Linked DNA regions of Homo sapiens: region 1 is linked to region 2. A link is a contact called in ENCODE Hi-C or POLR2A ChIA-PET data. All regions are on one chromosome and are shown on one strand. Each heading gives the region's core, a stretch centred on a gene start or an enhancer-like site at or near the end of the contact. The rest is flanking DNA. Distances are from core to core; before and after follow the strand shown.

What was found. Hi-C counts contacts between places; a loop is a spot of excess contacts on that map. ChIA-PET counts read pairs that join two places held with the same protein, here RNA polymerase II (POLR2A). Pooled maps may share reads with other maps.
Region 1: a map with no recorded cell type shows a loop between it and region 2 (2.3-fold over the local background). The contact joins two enhancer-like sites. A Hi-C loop is called at or near these places in 5 of 37 single-sample maps with no recorded cell type and 4 of 50 pooled maps. POLR2A ChIA-PET finds 5 or more read pairs at or near these places in 5 of 52 experiments (GM10248, OCI-LY7, activated B cell and 2 more).

The regions. Positions count from the first base shown.
Region 1 is chr14:91,137,394-91,140,123 of GRCh38, reverse strand. All of the region lies in intron 1 of DGLUCY (D-glutamate cyclase), which reads right to left. Among named protein-coding and RNA genes, the nearest start is that of SNORA11B, 12 kb to the right of the region's middle. Within about 2 kb of position 1,448, at least 2 of the 41 ENCODE cell types and tissues checked have a DNase peak (open chromatin) inside an H3K27ac peak, as active enhancers do.
Region 2 is chr14:91,008,417-91,011,116 of GRCh38, reverse strand. The region is part of intron 1 of RPS6KA5 (ribosomal protein S6 kinase A5); the gene reads left to right. Among named protein-coding and RNA genes, the nearest start is that of RPS6KA5, 51 kb to the left of the region's middle. RefSeq lists enhancers at 1,259-1,468, 1,479-1,528. Within about 2 kb of position 1,441, at least 8 of the 41 ENCODE cell types and tissues checked have a DNase peak (open chromatin) inside an H3K27ac peak, as active enhancers do.

The DNA.
Region 1 (2,730 bases), core at 199-2,698, 130 kb before region 2:
AAATGAAGCTGAAAGCTGAGTCATGCAAGAATCTGTCTTTCCTTTTGTTCCTAAGCAGATAGCTACACATAAAAGGTTAAAGATCTCTGCAGGTAGTTACTCTATGTTCACCTTATCTTACAGAGAGTGCTGACTTACTATTCCCCTACCTGCTCCCTTTCTCTTGCAACATGGGGATTCAGTCATGTGACCACAGCCTCCCTCTTCCCCCTCCATCCTGCTTTCTCCCCTTTTAAATCCTGAAGTCCTCAAAATCATCTTTGGAGAAAGGCACAGACCCATCTCCTGGGCTTGTCCTTAACCTTGGCAAAATAAACTTCTAAATTGATTGAGAACTGTCTCAGGTACTTTTTGGTTTACAGTGTGATGGTCAATTTTATGTGTCACCTTGATTGTATCACAGGGTGCACAGACATTTGGTTAAACTTCATTTTTTTTGAGACAAAGCCTCAACTCTGTTGCCCAGGCTGGAGTGCAGTGGCACGATCTCGGCGCACTGCAACCTCTGCCTCCCGAGTTCAAGCTATTCTACTGCCTCAGCCTCCCAAGTAGCTGGGATTATAGGCACAAGCCACCACATCCAGCTCATTTTTGTATTTTTAGTAGAGACGGGGTTTCACCATGTTGGCCAGGCAGGTTTCAAACTCCTGACCTCAAGTGATCCACCTGCCTTGGCTTCCCAAAGTGCTGGGATTACAGGTATGAGCCAACACGCCCGGTCTGGTTATTTCTGGGTACATCTGTGAGGGTGTTTTGGGGTGAAATTAGCATTTGAATCAGTAGACTGAGTAAGGAGGATCCCATCCTTACCAATGGCAGTGGTCATCATGCAGTCTACGGAGGACTCGAAGAGAACAAGGAGGAGGAGGAAGGGAGCATTTGCTCTCTGCCTGGCTGACTGAGCTGGGCCTTTTCCTGTCCCTGTACTGGGATTTGCCCCATCAGTGCTCCTGGTCCTCAGGCCTTTGGACTCAGACTGGAATTTAGTCCTTATCTCCAGCTTGCAGATGGCAGATAGTGGAACTTTTCAGCCTCCATAATCCTGTGAGCCAATTCTTTATACTAAATCTGTTTGTCTATATCTGTATCTCCTATTGGTTCTGTTTCTCTGGAGAACAATGACTAATAGAAACAGAGATGCATGTGTCGTGGAAGCCTAAAATATTTAAAATATCTGGTTCTTTACCTAAAAGTTTGTTGAGCTCCTGCTCAGGAGCTGACTTTTGATTGAGCTCATGGTCTCGAAGGCCAATATAACTTAGATTCATGCCCCATCTGATATGGTCTGGCTCTGTGTCCCCATCCAAATCTCATCTCAAATTGTAATCATCATCATCCTCATGATGAGGAAGGGACCATGTGTGAGATGACTGGGCCATGGGGGTAGTTTCCCTGTTCTCATGACAGTGAGTGAATTCTCACGAGATTTGATGGCTTAAAATTGTGACATTTCCCCCCTCCCTCTTGCTCACTCTCTCCTGCCACCTTGTGGAGGTGCTTAAATCTCCTTTGCCTTCTGCAATGAATTTAAGTTTCCTGAGGCCTCCCCAGCCATGTGGAACTGGGGATTAGACCTCTTTCCTTTATAAGTTACCCAGTCTCGAATATTTCTTTTTTTCTTTTTCTTTTTTCTAGACAAAATTTCACTCTTGTTGCCCAGGCTGGAGTGCAATGGCGCAATCTTGGCCCACCGCAACCTCCGCCTCCTGGGTTCAAGCGATTCTCCTGCTTCAGCTTCCTGAGTAGCTGGGATTACAGGCATGAGCCACCACACCCGGCTAATTTTGTAGTTTTAGTAGAGATGGGGTTTCTCCATGTTGGTCAGGCTGGTTTCGAACTCCCGACCTCAGGTGATCCACCCACCTTCACCTCCCAAAGTGCTGGGATTACAGGTGTGAGCCACCGCGCCCAGCTGCGTATTTCTTTATAGCAGTGTGAGAATGGTCTGATACCCCATGGTCTAGATAGGCAGGGGACACTACCTTAGTGCCCAGAACATTTATCTGGATCAACAAAAACCCTCAGGACCAGAAGACAAAGGCAGGACCAAAGAGGAAAGTGTCAGGTCAATGTAACTAATGAGTATAGATATAAAAACTCTAAACAGAGTATTAGCAAACTGAATCACGCAGTGTCTTTTTGGGGCTCAGAAAATGATATCCCAAAGTTTGGTGCTTTGTCATGCTGAGTAGTTTGAACTGAAGGACATTGGGGGGCTCAGAAGCAAGATGTTACTGACCTTTTCCTGTCTCCATCTCTCCTGCTCCCCTCTCTCCCAAGGCAGGCCATAGAAACTAGAATTCCTCTTCCCTAAGGCAGGTGATAGAAACTAGAAACCCTCTCTCTCAAAGCCAGCCATAAAACCTAGAAATATTACTCTAACCTTCCCTTGCCTTTCTGTGTAAGAGCTAGCCATAGAGAAATTCTCAGGCCAAGTACGGTGTCTCACGCCTATGATCCCAGCACTTTGGGAGGCTAAGGCGGGCGGATCATGAGGTCAGGAGATCAAGACCATCCTGGCCAACATGGTGAAACCCCGTCTGTACTAAAATACAAAAAAAAAAAAAAAAATTAGCCAGGCGTGGTGGCGCACGCCTGTAGTCCCAGCCACTCAGGAGGCTGAGGCAGGGTAATCGCTTGAACCTGGAAGGTGGAGGTTGCAGTGAGCAGAGATCACACCTCTGCATTCCAGCCTGGCAACAGAGAAAGACTCCGTCTCAAAAAAAAAAA
Region 2 (2,700 bases), core at 192-2,691:
TTCTGATCTGCATACAGTGATTTGTATTTCGTAAGGTGACTTTGCATAGATCTCATTTCATCTTCTGAGGTGTGTTTTTGGCCAAGCTGACTGCTGAGGCATTCTATTGTTGCTCCAGGGTACTGCTTCTCTGGTACTTCCTTCAGAGACCATTTGTGTTGGTGAGAAAGCCTATGGTTTGTTTTTTTCCTGCCCTTGACACCTTAACATATCCTTCTCTCTGTTCTTGAATTCTTGAGTCTCTTCTGTCCCGGATCCCATTATTTATCACTGCGTGAAGAACCTGCTCCCTTAGGAACCACCCTCCCATCTCTACTTTTTCTAGCCTTTCCTACATTCCATTTTCCCATGGGTTTTCTCTGTCATCTGTCTTAAGTTGGAAAAAAGTTTCATATGATTCTTTCCCATTTCCCCTGTATTCCTTTTCATTATACCCTCATTCCTTGAACAGAATTGTTATTGTTTTGTTTTTCCATCCACACCCCTATAATGCAACCTTCCTGTGTAAATTTTAGGCTTAAGCTTTTCTATTCACATACTTTTATGCTGAGGCTTGGATTTTTATTTGGGCTGTTAGATGCCCATTTTGACATTGACATTAGGGGTTTCAAACCATCCTTAAAAGGTTAGATGTGACTTGCAATGTTATTGAACAATTTGATGATCCGGGATATTATGGCTCTATGAAATCTCCATGGTTCTTGGAGCTAGCTTGTTTTTATTCTGGGAAGAATTTTCTAGCTCCCCAGCTTACGGCCTGAATGGTTAGAGTCCAGCCAGTGCTGTTTGACTTTATAGTTCAAAGGGGGTCATTTCTGTGGTCACTATCCTATTTAACAGTCATGTCATGGTATGTCAAGGTAGGTCATCATACAAATAATCTGCATTCTGTTTTGACTGTTTTATTTTTAAAAATAATATCTCCTCCTTTTAAACTTTAAAAAATTTAGTAAAGTTTAGTAAACTTTCAAAAATTTAGTAAAAAATGTAGTAAAAATTCACTTCCTTCATTATGCTTTTTGAAATCTGGCTTTTTTTCTCATTCTTCCCCTATTAATGGTTCTTAAAAAAAAAAAAAAATCGCTGTTGACCTAACCAAATTAGAGTGTCTCAGTCTTCATGCACTTCCACCTTCTTGCTGCATTTGACTGCATTGATACTTCTTTTTTGATGTTCTTTCTTTGAATTTCATACATGGTTAGTTGAACCACTTCTCTGGCTCTTTTTCTTCTTGCCTCATAACTCTAGGTAATCATCAAGACTTGCCTTTCCTTTCCTGTGGTCTCTTGAAGGGCGTTCGTCTTAAAGCTTTAGCCATTGCCTTTCTCCTAGTAACTCTGTGCATGATGTCTCTGCAGAACTTTAGTTCCTTGTCTAGAGCTGCCTACATGAAAGCTCTTTTGGGGTTTTTTTCTGCCATTCTTCAAAATCAGTGTTGAAACCAAAAAACTTCCCCTTTTGACTTCCTTATTCTGTTGGTAACACTGCCATTCACCAGACTTGCATTTCTTATGCTTTAGATATAGGGCTGTCTTAGTCTGTTCAGGCTACAATAATTAAAATACCTTAGACATGGCCAGGCATCATGCCTGTAATTCCAGCACTTTAGGAAGCCAAGGAGGGAGGGTTGCATGAGCCAGGAGTTTGAGACCAGCTTGGGCAACATAGTGAGACTCGGTCTCTATTAAAAGAAAAAGCCCAGCAACCTTGGATTAGGTAATTTATAAACAACAGAAATTTATTTTTCACAGTTCTAGGCACCAGGAGGTTCAGTGTCTGGTGAGGGCTCTCTGCTTCATAGATGATGTTTTCTAGCTGTGTCCTCACATGGTGGAAGGGGCCAGCAGGCTCGCTCTAGCCTCTTTTATAAGAGCACTAATCCCATCCATGAGGGCTCTGCCCTAGTGACCTAATCACTTTCCAGTGGCCCCACCTCTTAATGTCAACACACTGGGGATTAGATTTCAACATACAATTTTGAGGAGAAACATTCACACCATAGCAGGGGCCAATAGGGAAAAAAATGGAACAGAAATTGAGTTAATTTATCTTTGAAAGTGAGGACCCTGTCCTGTGCCTTTTGTAGTTTCAGCACCCAAGACAGGTATTCAATGAATGTTTCTTAAACTGAGCATTACAGTGATTCTTGGGTTCACTCTTTCCTCTAGTTTTTACTCAGACCAGACCCTCATTAGTACACATCTTTTTTACTGCAATACCTCATTGTTTTTTAGCAATCATTTTTCCTTGCTTCTATGCACATTGTACATTACTGCCAGGAGAATTTTTCTAAAACATTACTTTTATGTAGTGAAGAGCCATTATTACTTACGGATTCAATTAAAACTAGTTAGTCTGGCATTCCAGGTTTTGAGCCAGCTAGTTCCATATACCTATTTTATGTTATGTTTTTCTCACATAAATTCATTATAGCTAGTTAGAACAGTCTTTTTATTATTCTCTCGTAGTAACATAGTTATTTCTACTTATACCTTTGCCCCAGCTGTTCTTCCAGTACAGAATTTCCCAGCCATCCTCTCATTTTTTTGCCAGTACAAATCCTGTACTTCTTAGCTAAAGACCTAACACGTAGCCCAGAACGTTGGCCTTTAGTAGGCACTCTTGACTGTTGAGTAAATGGGGACCTGTATTCTCAATGAGCTTTTCTAACCAGCTTCACATGATATTCTCCTTCATGTC